Regions from separate parts of the Homo sapiens genome. Here region 2 is linked to region 1. The links are chromatin contacts, found by Hi-C or POLR2A ChIA-PET in ENCODE. All regions are on one chromosome and are shown on one strand. Each heading gives the region's core, a stretch centred on a gene start or an enhancer-like site at or near the end of the contact. The rest is flanking DNA. Distances are from core to core; before and after follow the strand shown.

What was found. Hi-C counts contacts between places; a loop is a spot of excess contacts on that map. ChIA-PET counts read pairs that join two places held with the same protein, here RNA polymerase II (POLR2A). Pooled maps may share reads with other maps.
Region 2: a pooled map shows a loop between it and region 1 (4-fold over the local background). The contact joins the enhancer-like site here to the promoter of LINC03009 in region 1. A Hi-C loop is called at or near these places in 10 of 50 pooled maps. POLR2A ChIA-PET finds 5 or more read pairs at or near these places in 2 of 52 experiments (A549 and naive thymus-derived CD8-positive, alpha-beta T cell).

Annotation. Positions count from the first base shown.
Region 1 is chr7:76,545,740-76,553,446 of GRCh38, forward strand. It overlaps LINC03009 (long intergenic non-protein coding RNA 3009), which reads left to right and starts at 3,602. Exons shown (of 3, transcript NR_029411.1): 1 at 3,602-4,122; 2 at 5,681-5,783.
Region 2 is chr7:76,591,026-76,598,701 of GRCh38, forward strand. The region is part of intron 2 of LINC03009 (long intergenic non-protein coding RNA 3009); the gene reads left to right. Among named protein-coding and RNA genes, the nearest start is that of POMZP3, 32 kb to the right of the region's middle. Within about 2 kb of position 1,811, at least 2 of the 41 ENCODE cell types and tissues checked have a DNase peak (open chromatin) inside an H3K27ac peak, as active enhancers do.

The sequences.
Region 1 (7,707 bases), core at 2,352-4,851:
TGTAAACCTGGAGGAAAATAGTGTCCCTATCTTCCTGTTGCCTAGGGAGTTTAGCCTAGGCAACTTGAGCTGTTACTACCTGCTTGTCAAGGAGATGTGAGAAGTTTTATTTTTTCATTGAATACAGGTAATTAACTAGCATGGATGGCCACGTTGATTTCCAGGTGAATTTAGGATGAGTGTTTAAGAATGCATAGCAGGCCAGGCGCGGTGGCTCACACCTGCAATCCCAGCACTCTGGGGGAGGCCGAGACGGGCGGATCACTTGAAGCCACACAGAAATCGAAAGAAGGAGTTTGAGTCCAGCCTGGCCAGTATGGCGAAACTCTGTCTCTACTAAAATACAAATATTAGCTGGGCATGATGGCACATGTCTGTAATTCCAGCTACTTGGGAGGCTTAGGCACGAGAATCACTTGAACCCAGGAGGTGGAGGTTACAGTGAGCCAAGAAGATCACACCACTACACTCCAGCCTGGATGACAGAATGAGACCCTGTCTCAAAAAAAACAAAACAAAAAAAACTGCATAGCAAGTCCTTTTGCATGAGGATGAGTTACTATTTATCTTGAGAGCGTGTATGCAATGGATTGTATCTGCCAGACTATATAAAAAGGACGCTTTGGCCGGGCGCCATAGCTCACGCCTATAATCCCAGCACTTTGGGAGGCCTAGGCGGGCGAATTACGAGGTCAGGATTTCGAGACCATCCTAGCTAACATAACGAAACCCCATCTCTACTAAAAATACAAAAAATTAGCCAGGTGTGGTGGCTCGCGCCTGTAGTCTCAGTTACTTGGGAGGCTGAGGCAGGAGAATCGCTTAAACTGGGGAGGCAGAGGTTGCAGTGAGCCGAGATCGCACCACTGCACTCCAGCCTGGGCGACAGAGCAAGATTTTGTCTCAAAAAAAAAAAAAAAAAAGGAGGGTTTATTTCTCTTTGCATCTCATTAATGGATCACCTGTGATGGGCATCACAGTCTGGTTTAATGCTTATTCAATAATAAAATTGTTTTCTTTATTTTCTGAATTTGTGGAGAGAATATTCTAGGTTAACAGAATAATCTATTTATTTACTTATTTATCTTGAGATGGAGTCTTGCTCTGTCTCCCAGGCTGGAGTGCAGTGGCCTGATCTCGGCTCACTGCAATCTCTGTCTCCCAGGTTCAAGTGATTCCCCTGCCTCAGCCTCCCAAGTAACTGAGACTACAGGCGCGAGCCACCACACCTGGCTAATTTTTTGTGTTTTAGTAGAGACGGGGTTTCACCATGTTGGCCAGGATGGTCTTGATTTCCTGACCTCATGATCCGCCGGCCTCGGCCTCCCAAAGTGCTGGGATTACAGGCGTGAGCCACTGCACCTGGCCTCAGAAGAATTTATTTTTAGTCTTTTCCTTACCAGTTTTTATGAAACAACTGGGCAAGAACACTGTTAGATTTCACCAAAAAATTGTGATGAATCATTGTCTTTATGATCCCATTTTTGAAAATTGACATTTTAATTGTAAACCAAAAATAAAATTCTAAGCCCCCACAACTGACTCAGTGGACTCCCCTGTTGGCCAACAGGATCCAAAATAAACATGGAAAACTAATTTAGGTCATGATGGGAAGGAGGGGGTTGGACATGCCTTGTCATAATTCTCCTCCCGTCAGAGTTTAGGCACAGCTGACCAACATTATGATCTCTATTAGAATAGAGATCATAGGACTGACAAAACAGGCTCTTTTTATCAGTAAGATACCCATCTCCAACCAGACTCTGATATAGCATCACATGACAGATAGCAGTCCCTGAAGTAAATTACAGTATTTTACCCCAAAACATATTTTCTTTGACAAACTTTAAAATAGTCCTGCAAAGCCATCTCTTTGGGGGAAATTTGCATTCTGTAGAGAATCTCTTTCCCTTACAGAAAAGACTCCAGGTCTTTTCTGGAGAGTCTGACACCTTTTAAGATCCAATAAGAGATATTTATCATCTATTCTCCCTGAAGCCTGTTCTGAGGCTTCACCTACATAACAAGAACCTTGGTTTCCACAATCCCCCTTATCCTAACTCAAACTTTTCTTTCTTTTTTTTCCCTCCCTCTTTTTCCTTCCTTCCTCTCTCTCTTTTTCTCTCTCTCTCTTTATTTTCTTCTCTGTTGCCCAAGCTGGAATGCAGTGGTGCCATCATGGCTCACTGTAGCCTCAACTTCCCAGGCTCAAGCGATCCTTCCATCTCGGCCTCCTGAGTAGCTGAGTCTACAGGCATGCACCACCACACCTGGATAATTATTTTTTTTTTGTAGAAGTGGGGGTCTCGCTGTGTTGCCCAGGCTGTCCTTGAACTCCTGGCCTCAAGGGATCCTCCCAGCTCACCCTCCCAAAATGCTGGGATTACAGGCATGAGCCACCACAATGGCCCATTTCTTTATGTAGTCTTCCAGCTGTTCAGCCAACACTTAACTCTGAACCAACTGCCAATCTTTCAATCTACTAGTGACCTGAAAGCCTTTCCTGGCTGACCCAACATATACTTCCCATGTATTGATTTATGTCTTTGCCTGTAACTACTGTCTCCCTAAGATGCATAAAACCAAGCTGTAACCCAACCACTTTGGGCTCACGTTCTCAGGACCCCCTGAGGCTGTGTCACCAGCCATGGTCACTCAAATAGGAGGCCCAGAATAAAACTCTTTACAGACTTTGACTCTTTTTGGTCAACATAACCTAACCCTAAACATAATCCTCCTGGGGAAGGTAAGATCACAGGTATCTCTTCTTCGTTCAGTTTGTATGTGTATGTCCTTATTTCTCTACAGTTTTTAGGCATTCGCTGTGTGATCTAGAAAAGCTATGGAGTCTCGCTTTGTCGCCAGGATGGAGTGCAGTGGCGTGATCTCGGCTCACTGCAACCTCCACCTCCCAGGTTCAAGTGCTTCTCCTGCCTTAGCCTCCCGAGTAGCTGGGATTACAGGCACGCGCCACCACGCCCAGCTAATTTTTGTATTTTTAGTAGAGACAGGGTTTCATCATGTTGGCCACGATGATCTCTATCTCTTGACCTCGCGATCTGCCCGCCTTGGCCTCCCAAAGTGCTGGGATTACAGGCTTGAGCCACCGCGCCCAGCTACAAATTCTATTTTCTTTTTGTTCCTTGGAAAGCATCGCTGGGCATTTATCCTGTCCCAGTATTTGAGTGAAACTTCTCAGCATTTCAGAGCAGTGACCATGATACACCCTTTCCTTTCCTTCTCCTTATGGCAAACTCGGTTCTAACCCAGAGGACTTGGGCTCCAGGACCCAGTAACGCAGCCCTGGACTTGACCCTAAAAGGGAGTAAAGACAAAGGTGAAGTTCAGTCCGGGGTTCAGGGCTGCCAAAGCTCATAGCCTGGAGCTTCTTAACCTTTAGGCGGGGTAGAGACATTTAAGACAGCCCCTAAACTTGGGGAGCGCGTAGGCTCATGGGAAATAGAGTCTGTTACTTGTCCTGGGACCGCGGTGGGTGTCCGGGGAGGCGGACTTCCGGTGCACTCCTGCGCGTGTGCACCTCTCCCTGCGTGCGTGTTCGCGCGTGCGTGCTCGCACATGCGCGCCACCTCCGCACTGCCCTCGCTTCCTGCGCCTGTTCAGGTCATCGCTTGCTCTGGTTCCCAGGCTTTGGCCTCTAGTGGACGAGAATCACCGAGTCTGCGGGGCTAGACGCTGACCGCCCGGGCCAGCACCTAGGCGGGCGGGAGCTGTGCGGCCCAGGGTTCGCGCGGGCCGGGTAGAGGCTCGAGCCAGGACCCCCGAGCGTGAACCCCGGAGCCGGCGGCGCTGGGGCCAGAGGGGCCGGGCGGGAGGTGATGGCGGAGGCGAAGGGGCGACGGGACCTGGGCCTGGCCCGTGTGTGTCCTCAGAGGCCTGGCGCCGGCCGTCGCTGTACGGTGAGCCCCAGGGAGGCGGATCTGGGCCCCGAGAAGGACACCCACCTGGATTTGCCCCATAGGCCCGGCCCGGGCCCCTCGGGAGCAGAACAGCCTTGGTGAGGTGGACAGGAGGGGACCTCGTGAGCAGACGCGTGCGCCAGCGACAGCAGCCCGCCCCGGCCTCTCAGGAGCCGTGGGGCAGAGGCTGCGGAGCCCCAGGAGGGTAAGTCTTGGGTTTTTGGGCCCGGAGCGAGAAGGGCCTGGGTGAAGTCACCGTGTTTTGGGGACCTTAGAGTGTGGGGCAGAGGGAGGGTCCCGATTGCTTGCTGGAGAGACATGTGTTGGGTTCGAGGGCAGGGTCCGGCTGCACCGAACAGGCGCTGCATGGGAAGATCTGGGAGGACGAGGCTTAGGGAGGCGTGGAGGGTGTCACCACCCTCAGCTGCGGACGTCGTCTCCACTCCCCGCTAACCCCTAACAGTCCTTCCTCCTCCTCTCCGTGCTCCAGATTTCGACCGCCTCTAAATGTCCGTCAGCACTTCTATTCTCTCACTTAAGTGTCTGCTGATCCCCCCCTTAGATCTGCCCTGGGAGAATCGTAGTAATGCAGGAACAGTCTGCAGGGATTCTCTCCTGCTGCCTCAGTTGCTAGGGGAAGAGACTGGGCCTTAGCAGGTGGGTGACTTGACCAGGTCACCGGCTTTGTGGGTAGAGCTGCTCATAGTAGAACCCAGGAGACTTATCTCCCAGGCCAGTGTTATTTCTCCCGTATCCTAGTTTTCTTAATAGAAGATTATTAGGTGCCACAATAACTAAGTTCAGTTAGATAATTTAGAAACAAAACCATATTTTATACACATTCATTTCATTTCTGAGAGCTCACCTACTCAATTCCTATGGCCTATTTTATTTTAGGCAGTTTAAAGAGACAATAAGAAAATGCGGGCGGGATGCAGTGGCTCACACCTGTAATCCGAGCACTTTGCGGGGCTAGGGCAAGAGTATCCCTTGAGACCAGGAGTTAGAGACCAGCCTAGACAACATGGGGACACCCTGACTACAAAAAATACAAAAGTCGCCAGGCATGCTGGGATGCATCTGTGGTCCCAGCTACTCAGGAGGCTGAAGTGGGAGGATGGATGGAGCCCAGGAGGTCGAGGCTGCAGAGAGCCGTGAATGCACCACTGCACTCCAGCCTGGGTGGCAGATTGAGACCCTGTCTCAACCAACAAACCACAAAAAACATGAGCCGTATAATGGGAATTTTTTTTCTTTTTGCACCTTGTATTTGATGATGGCAGACTATTTGTAAAAGGAGTCGTGTTACCCATGAGAGTCTAACTCATCTAATTACTACCTGATTATCTTAGAGTTACAGGCGCATGCTTCCCCTATCACTTTTTTTTTTTTTTTTTTTTTGAGACAGTGTCTCTCACCCAGTCTGGAATGCAACAGCGTGGTCTCGGCTCACTGCAACTTCCACCTCCCAGGTTCAAAGGATTCTCGTGCCTCAGCCTCCTGAGTAGCTGGGACTACAGGCATGTGACACTATGCCTGGCTAATTTTTTTTGTTATTTTTAAGTAGAGACGGGGTTTTGCCATGTTGGCCCAGGCAGGCGGATCACTTGAGGCCAGAATTTGAGACCAGCCTGGCCAACATGGCGAAACCCTGTATCACTCTTTTAGACCCTTCTGAGTGTTTGCAGGTTGAGTGTTCACAGGGTGTTAGCCTATTGAGCTTTCTTTTGCGGTTCTTATGCAGGTGATTTCTGCCTTTGCAGGCCGGAGCCCTCATGACTTCAGTGACCTGCTTCTGCCCCTCTAGGTCTATCAGCCACAGTCTCTGCAAGTTTCCAAGAGCAGCAGAAAATGAACACATTGCAGGTGAGTTTTCCTGCTTGTGTATATGTTCCTCAATTTTATTTTATGATGCATTTTAAGAGGTTTGTAAGGATTCATACTTTTTTTTTTCTTTTTTTTGAGATGGAGTCTTGCTCTGTTGCCCAGGCTGCAGTGCAGTGGCATGATCTCGCTTCACTGCAACCTCCACCTCCTGGGTTCAAGTGATTCTCCTGCCTCAGCCTCCTGAGTAGCAGGGATTACAGGCGTGCGCCACCATGCCCAGCTAATTTTTTGTATTTTTAGAAGAGATGGGGTTTCACTATGTTGGCCAGGCTGGTCTCAAACTCCTGACCTCAGGTGATCTTCCCACCTCAGCCTCCCAAAGTGCTGGGATTACAGGCATGAGCCACCAAGCCCAGCCAGGATTCATACTTTAAAATGGGAATGTGGAAATAGACATTATCCTGTAAAATATAGTTAGTGTGGCAGATCAGCACCAAAAATGATTTGTGAAGCTTGTATGTATGGGTAGTATATTTTAAGGCTGTTGAAATTGAGCCGCACCTAGGACTGATATTCTTGGCAGTCATCACAAAAGGAAAGTGCCATCTGTATTAGTCCATTCTCACACTGCTATAGAGAAATAACCAAGACTGGGTAATTTATAAAGTAAAGAGGTTTAATTGGCTCACGTCTGCAGGCTCTATCATAGGAAGCATGGCTGAGGAGGCCTCAGGAAACTTACAGTCAGGTGAAAGGTGAAGGGAAAGCGGGCGCATCTTCCATCACCAGAGCAGGAGGAAGAGGGAACACTGGGGATTACAATTGAACATGAGATTTGGGAGGCAACACACACCGAAACCATATCACCATCCATGACATCGTTTGCATTGATTATAAGGAGAAACCAGTTTTGTTACTTGTGGATTTAAAAGATTTTCTGGGACTTGGAAAAATTTCTTCATTCAAGTTGGTGTAATTGTGGATAGCTTTCCTAACAACAACCATTAATTACTGTAACTTATGGCTTATTCTTGGTGCTTATGTAAGCAGAGGGCCTGCTGCCCAAGGAGAACTTGGTGCATATAATTTTTCCAGGGACGGAAATATCGTGATCCAAGTAAACAATTCTGTTTTTACTGTTGAGTCCTAGATCATGGGGGGAATGAATGACGTGATCATCCGTCAAATATTTGTTCGTCTTTTTGTTCGGGTTGCACAGCAAACAATACAGACAGTTACTCTCTTGTGAAGATTTCCTCATTTCTGTTTCTCATTTCACTTCTCAGTGTTTTCGTTTTGTCCTCAATAAATTAGGTATTGATGGGACGTATTTCAAAATAATAAGAGCTATCTATGACAAACCCACAGCCAATATCATACTGAATGGGCAAAAACTGGAAGCATTCCCTTTGAAAACTGGCACAAGACAGGGATGCCCTCTCTCACCACTCCTATTCAACATAGTGTTGGAAGTTCTGGCCAGGGCAATTAGGCAGGAGAAGGAAATAAAGGGTATTCAATTAGGAAAAGAGGAAGTCAAATTGAAATTTAACTCATCTTTCTTATGTGACTCTAAAGGTCAAACCATACCACCTGAATATTTTTATCCTCTCTGAATATTTCCATTAAAGAGTTTATTTAAAAGAATTTTTAAATCTTCTCATTATGTCTTAACAGCATGATATCATACTCTACTTTTTGACTTCTCCATTTGATATGGAATAAAATTGCATCATATGGCCAAGGCATATACACTTAAAGTCTTCAATTTAGAAGCTTTCCAGAGTCAAACTGAGTCAATCTCTGCTTTAGAAGTCTCCCACAAAAAGGATCCTACATAAATTACTGTGTGTTTAAAGGTTTCTGATTTTAATCTAATAACTGAAATATCAAACTATATTTTAATTCAGGCATTTGGGCATCACTACCACGTGTTCTCATCAGATTTAGGAACCCTGCAGCA
Region 2 (7,676 bases), core at 561-3,060, 43 kb after region 1:
TCTCTGAAGAAAAAAATCACAGAGACATCCACAGCCCCTCTGTCATTGCAGCTGCAGTAGTACTGCCCTTACTGCCTTCAGGCTGGGGAAGGAACAAAGGGCCTGGTTGATATGCCGGCACCTCCAGCATGCCACAGCCACCCTATGAAAAGGAGCTCAGTCTTTCTTCCCTGTGAGTCCTCACCCCCAACTCTTCACCAGGCAGGGCCCCTGGCTCGGGACCACAGAACAGCTGCCCCACCCCAGGCTAAGCATTCTTACTGGTAGTTGCTCTGGGTTTCCCAGGGATGGAGCTCTCAGAAGAAACCAACAGCTTCTCCGCTATGGCTCCTGCAGTGGTTCTGCCCTTGCTGCCCCAGGACTGGGAAAGGAGCAAAGAGTTTGAGGGCTTTACTCACATTTCCAGCATGCCACAGTCACCATACAGATAGGAGTATAGTCACCCCTTCCTGTGAGCCTTGACCCCCAGCTTTTCACCAAGCAGGGTCCCTGGATGAATATTCAGCCACACCCAGCTGAACATTCCCGTTAGCAGGATCCTTGTATTTCTTTGAGGTGAAGCTCCAAGAGGCAACTGAAAACTCCTCTGCCACTGTAACTGCAGTGGTACTTCCTTTGCTGCCTTCAGACTGGGAAAGGAACAAAGACCATGAGTGCTTTAACCACACCTCCAATAAACCATGGCTGCCCTAAAGAGAAGAGGCCAGTCTGTCTCCCCAGGTCCCCTGGTCCCCGCTGCTTGTCATTGGGCAGGGACTCCTGGCTTGAATCCACAACACAGCTGCCCCACCCAGGGCTGATTGTACCAACTGGTAGTGGCTCTGCATATCTCTGCAGTGGAGCCCCAAGAAACAAGTGAAAGTCCTGCTGCCACAACCATTGCCAAGGTCCCATCTCTTGCTTCCTCCAAGCTGGGGAGGGAACATAAAGCCTGAGCTTACCCCAGGGCTGCAGTGTGGATCCTGGGCATGCCAAGCTAAGATCTACAGCCAGCATTCTGGAGGAGCTGACACTTTCAGATCACTAAGAGGGAGCACAGATACAATTGGGAGGAAGTACAGAGGTTCCACATGGCTGAGCAAGAGCCTACCTACTGGCCATTATGCTTCAGCACCATCTACTGAGTCATAGCCCAAACTTCATCACCAAAAACATTTTGCTAATATACCCACCTGTGAAACCAAGGACAAAAATTAGAATTCAGCTACAAATAAAGACCCTGCACAAAGGTCTTGGCCTTCTGAAAACATCCAGAAAAGAAGTCAACTGACGATATTCAAATTATACCACAGTTAAAGGAATATCAGCCTACACAAATGAGAAAGGACCTGACCCGTAGAAGAACTCTGGCAATTCAAAAAGCCAGAGTTTCTCCTTTCCTCCAATTGATTGTGCTGGTTCCATAGCAAAGGTTCTTAACCAGACTGAAAGTACTGAAATGACAGACATAGAATTCAGATATGGATAGAAATGAAAAGCATCAAGATTCAGGAGAAAGTCAAAATTTTATTCTAATCCAAGGAATCTAAGGATTGCAGCAAAACAATACAGGAGCTGAAAGATGAAATGGCCATTATAAGGAAGAACCAAATGGATCTGATAGAACTGAAAAAACACACTACAAAAACTTCATAATAAAATCACAATTATTGTATTAGTTTGTTCTTACACTGCTACAGAGAACTGCCTATGACTGGGTATATTATAATGCAAAGAGGTTTAATTGCCTCAGAGTTCCACAGGGCTGGCAAGGTCTCAGGAAAGTTATAATTATGGTTGAAGGAGAAGTAAACATGTCCTTCTTCACACGGTAGCAGGAAGTAGAATGAGAACTGAGTGAAGGGGGAAGCTCCTTATAAAACCATCAGATGTTATGAGAACTTACCACTGTCACGGGAACAGCATGGGGAAAACTTCCCCCATGATTCAGTTGCCTCCCACCAGGTCCCTCCCACCAGACATGGGATTATGGGAACTATAATTCAAGATGAGGTTTGGGTGGGAACCCAGCCAATCCATATCATTCCACCACACCCAAATCTCATGTCCTCACATTTCATGCCTTTCCAACAGTCTCCAAAAGTCTTAGCTCATTCCAGCATTAACCTGAAAGTTGAAGTCCAAAGTCTCATCTGAGACAAGGGCAAGTCTTTTCCACCTAAAAGCCTGCAAAATCAAAAGCAAGTTAGTTACTTCCTAGATACAGTGGAGGTTCAGCCATTGGGTAAATACACCTGTTCCAAATGGGAAAAAGTGGCCAAAACAAAGGGGCTACAGGTCTCATGCAAGTCTGAAATCCAACAAGGCAGTTATTAAATCTTAAAGACCCAAAATAATCTCCTTTGATTTCATGCCTCACATTCAGGTCATGCTGATGCAAGAGGTGGGCTCCCATAGTCTTGGGGTCCAAATCTCAATTCTTGACTTCTGTGTACCAGAAGGCTCAACAACAAGTAGAAGCTGCCAAAGCTTGGGGCTTGCACCCTCTAAAGCCATGGCCCAAGCTATACCTTGGCCCCTTTTAGCCATGGCTGCAGCAGCTGGAATGCAGGGCACCAAGTTGCTAGGCTGCACACAGCGGGGGGACCCTGGGCCCGTAAAGCCATTTTTTTCCTCCTAGACTTCTGGATCTGTCATGGGAGGGGCTGCCACAAAGGTCTCTGACATGCCCTGGAGATATTTTCCACATTATCTTGGTGATTAATATTTCTCTCCTCATTACTTGTGTAAATTTCTGCAACCAGCTTGAATTTCTCCCCAGAAAATGGTTTTTCTTTCCTATTTAGTTATTGGGCTGCAAATTTTCCAAACTTTTATGCCCTGCTCCCTCTTGAACATTTTGCCACTTAGAAATTTCTTCTGCTAGATACCTTAAGTCATCTCTCTCAAGTTCAAAGTTCCAAAGATCTCTGGGGAAGGGGCAAAATGCCACCAGTCTCTTTATTAAATCATGACAAGAGTCACCTTTGCTCCAGTTCCCAACAAGTTCCTCATCTCTATCTGAGACCACCTCAGCCTGAACTTTATTGTCCCTATCACTATCAGCATTTTGGTCAAAGCCATTCAGCAAGTCTCTAGGAAACTCCACACTTTCCCACATTTTCCTGTTTTCTTCCAAGCCCTCCACAGTGTTCCAACCTCTGCCGGTTACCCATTTCCAAAGTCACTTCCACATTTTCGGGTATCCTTATAGCAGCACCCCACTCTACCAGTACCAATTTACTGTATTAGTCCATTCTCATGCTGCTATAAAGAACTGCTCAAGACTGGGTAAATTATAAAGGAAGGAGGTTTAATTGACCACAGTTCCTCAGGGTTCGCAAGGCCTCAGGAAACCTACAATTATGGTGGAAGGGGAAGCAAATGCCCTACTTCACATGGTGGCAGGAAGGAGAAGAATGAGAACCAAATGAGGGAGAAGCCCCTTATAAAACCATCAGATCTTGTGAGAACTTACTATCATGAGAATAGCATGGGGGAAACTGCCCTGTGATTCAATTACTTCCCACTAGGTCACTCCCACCATACATGGAGATTATAGGAACTACAATTTAGGATGAGATTTGGGTGGGAACACAGCCAAACCATATCAAGTATTAACAGCAGAATTAACCAAGCTGAGGAAAGACTCTCAGAGCTCAAAGACTGGTTCTCCAAAATACAGTTAGACAAAAATAAAGAAAAAATTAAAAAATGAACAAAACATTCAAGAGATATGAGGTTATATAAAGAGAACACATTTTCAACTCATTGGCATCCCTGAAAGAGAGGGGAGAAAGCAGGCAACTTGGAAATCATATTTCAGAATATCATTCACCAAAACTTTTTCAGCTTCACAAGAGAAGCCGACATTCAAATTCAAGAGATGCAAATAACCCCTGCAAGATACTATATCAGATGACCATCCCAAAGACTCATAATTTTCAGATTCTTCAAGGTTGACATGAAAGAAAATATATTAAAGGCAGCTAGAAAGAAAGGACAGGTCACCTACAAAGGGAAACTCATCAGATTAACAGTGACTGTTTCAGCAGAAACACTCCAATCTGAAATAGATTGGGGGCCTATATTCTGCATTTTTAAAGAAAAGAAACTCCAACCAATAATTTCCTACCCAGCCAAACTAAGCTTTATAAGCAAAGGAGAAATAAGACCCTTTTCAGACAAGGAAATATTAAGGGAACCTGTTACAACCAGACCTGCCTTACAAAACGTACTTGAGGGAGTTCTAAACATGGAAAGCAAAGACCATTACCAGCCACCACAAAAACAAACTTAAGTACATAGGTTATGGACACTATAAAACAACCACATAATAAAGTCTGCATAATAACCAGCTAACAACACAAAGATAGGATCCAATTCCCTTCCCCCACCCCCCCGTGAATATTAACCTTGAAAGTAATGGGCTATGTGCCCCAGTCAAAAGGCACAGATTGGCAAGTTAGATAAAGAAGCTAGACTGCAAGACTCAAATGTATGCTGTCTTCAAGAAACCCATCCCACAAATAGTGACACCCATAGACTCAAAGTAAAGGGATGAAGAAAAATCTACCAAGCAAACACAAAACAGAAAAAAGCAGGGACTCCTATTCTTATTTCCAACAAAACAGACTTTAAACCAGTGATCATCAAAACAGACACAGAAGGGCATTGCATAATAATAAAGAGTTCAATTCAATGAGAAGACCTAACTATTGTAAATATATACCCACCCAATGTAGGAGTACCCAGATGCATAAAGCAAGTTCTGAAACACCTACAAAAAGATGTAGATAACCACACAATAATAGTGGGATACTACAACATGACACTGACAGTATTAGGCAGATCATTGAGACATACAACTAACAAAAACATTCAGGACTTGAACTCAACACTTGACTAAATGGGCCTAATAGATATCTACAGAACTCTGCATCCAAAAATAACAGAATATAAATTATTCTCATCTGCACATAGCACATACTCTAAAGTCAACCACATGATTGGCCACAAAACAACCCTCAGCAAATCAAAAAAAACTGAAATCATACCAAACATACTCTTAGACTACAGTGCAATAAACAATCAACACTAAGAAAATTGCTTACAACTATGCAATTACTTGGAATTAAACAACCTGCTCCTGAATGACTTTTGGGTGAACCATGAAATTAAGGCAAACATCAAGTAATTCTTTGAAACTAAACTCTAGTATCCCAGAGATACCAGAATCTCTGGGACACAGCTAAAGCAGTGGTAAGAGGGAATTTTATAGTGATGCCCACATCAAAAAGTTAAAAGGATCTCTAATTCATAACCTAAGGTCACACCTGGAAAAATTAGAAAAACAAGAGCAAACCAACGCCAAAGCTAGCAGAAGACAAGAAATAACCAAAATCAGAGCTGAACTGAAGGAAATTGAGAGATGAAGAGCAAAAAAGATAAATCCAAATTTTAATTTTTTTAAAGAATAAAAAGATTGATAAACTCTTAGCTAGACTAATAAAGAAAAAAATAGGGAGGACCCAAATAGACGCAATTAGAAAAGACAACGAAGACATTACCACTGACCCCACAAAAATACAAAATACCCTCAGAGACAACTACAAATACCTATGCACACAAAGTAGAAAACTTAGAAGAAATGGATAAATTCCTAGAAACATAAGCTCCCAAGGTTGAACAAGGAAGAAACTGAATCCCTAAACAGATCAATAATGAGTTCCAAAATTGAATCAGTTATGAAAAGCCTATCAATTAGAAAAATACAAGGACCAGATGGATCCACAGCCTAATTCTACCAAATGTATAAAGTAGAGCTAGTACCACTTCTACTAAAACTACTCCAAAAAGTTGAGGAGGAGGGACTCTCCCTAACGCATTGTATGAGGCCAGCATCATCCTAATACTAAAATCTGGCTGAGATGCAACAAAAAAAGAAAATGTTGGGCCAATATCCCTGATGAACATAGATGCTAAAATCCTCAACAAAAATACTAGCAAATCAAATCCAGCAGAACATCAAAAAGCTAATCCACAGCAATCAGGTAGGCTTTATTCCTGGGATGCAAGATTAGTTCAACGTATACAAAACCAATAAATATGATTCATCTCCTAAACAGAACTAAAATAAACCACATGAACATCTCAACAGATGCAGAAATGGCTTTCAATAAAATTCAGCATCCTTTCATGTTAAAAATCCTCAACAAGCAAGGCATTGAAGAAACATACATCAAAATAACAAGAGCCATCTATGACAAACCCACAGCCAACATCATACTGAATGGGCAAATGCTGGAAGCATTGCCCTTGAGAAACAGAACAAGACAAGGGTGACCACTCTCAGCACTCCTATTCAACATAGTACTGGACATCCTAGCCAGAACAGTCAGGCAAGAGAAAGAAATAAAAGGTACCCAAACAGGAAAAGAGGAAGTCACACTATCTCTATCTGCAATCTGTTTCTATACCTAGAAAACCCCATAGTTTCTGCCTAGCAGCTCCTAGATCCAATAAAAAACTTCATCAAAGTTTGAAGATACAAAATCAGTGTACAAAAATTAGTAGCATTTCTATACACCAATAACGTTCAAGCTAAGATCCAAATCAAGAACACAATCCTATTCACAATAGCCAAAAAAGGAATAAAATACCTAGGAATACAGTTAATGACAGAGGTGAAACATAAACATCTCTACAAGAACTACAAAACGTTGCTCAAAAGAAATCAGAGATGACACAAACAAATGTAAAAACATTCCATGCTCATGAATAGGAAGAATCAAAATTGTTAAAATGGCCATAGTACCCACAGCAATTTAGATTGAATGCTATTCCTCTTAAAACACCAATTACATTCTTCACAGAATTATAAAAAACTGTTTCAAAATTCATATGGAAACATAAAAGAGCTCAAATATCCAAGGTGATCCTAAGCAAAAATAGAAAAGCTGGAGGCATCACATTACCTGACTTCAAACCATACCACAAGGCCACAGTAATCAAAACAGCATGGTACTGGTACAAAAACAGACACATACACCAACTGAACAGAATAGAGAGCCCAGAAATAATGCCAGACAGCTACAACCACCCAATTTTTGACAAAGTTAACAAAAAACAAGCGATGGGAGCAGGACTCCCTATTCCATAAATGGTGCTGGGATAACCTGCTAGATATATGCAGAAGACTGAAACTAAACCCCTCCCTGACACCATATACAAAAATCAATTCAAGATGGATTAAAGACCTAAATGTAAAACCTAAAACTAAAGACCTTAGAAGGTAACCTACAAATTACCATTCTGGACATAGGTCCTGGGAAAATTTTCTTCCCAAAGATGCCAACAGCAATGGCAACAAAAACAAAAATTGACAAACGGGACCCAATTAAAGTAAAGAGCTTCCGCACAGCAAAAGAAACTATCAACAGAGTAAACAGACAACTTCCACAAGGGGAGAAAATATTTGCAAATTATGATTTGATGAAGATAGGTTCTTCATAGATTCTAATATCCAGAATCTATAAGGAACTTAAATTAACAAGCAAAAAACAACCCCATTGAAAAGTGGGCTAAAAACCTGAACAGACACTTTTCAAAAGAAGACATACATGTGGCCAATAAGCATATGGAAACAAGCTCAACATCACTAATAATTAGAGAAATCAAAACCACAATGAGATACC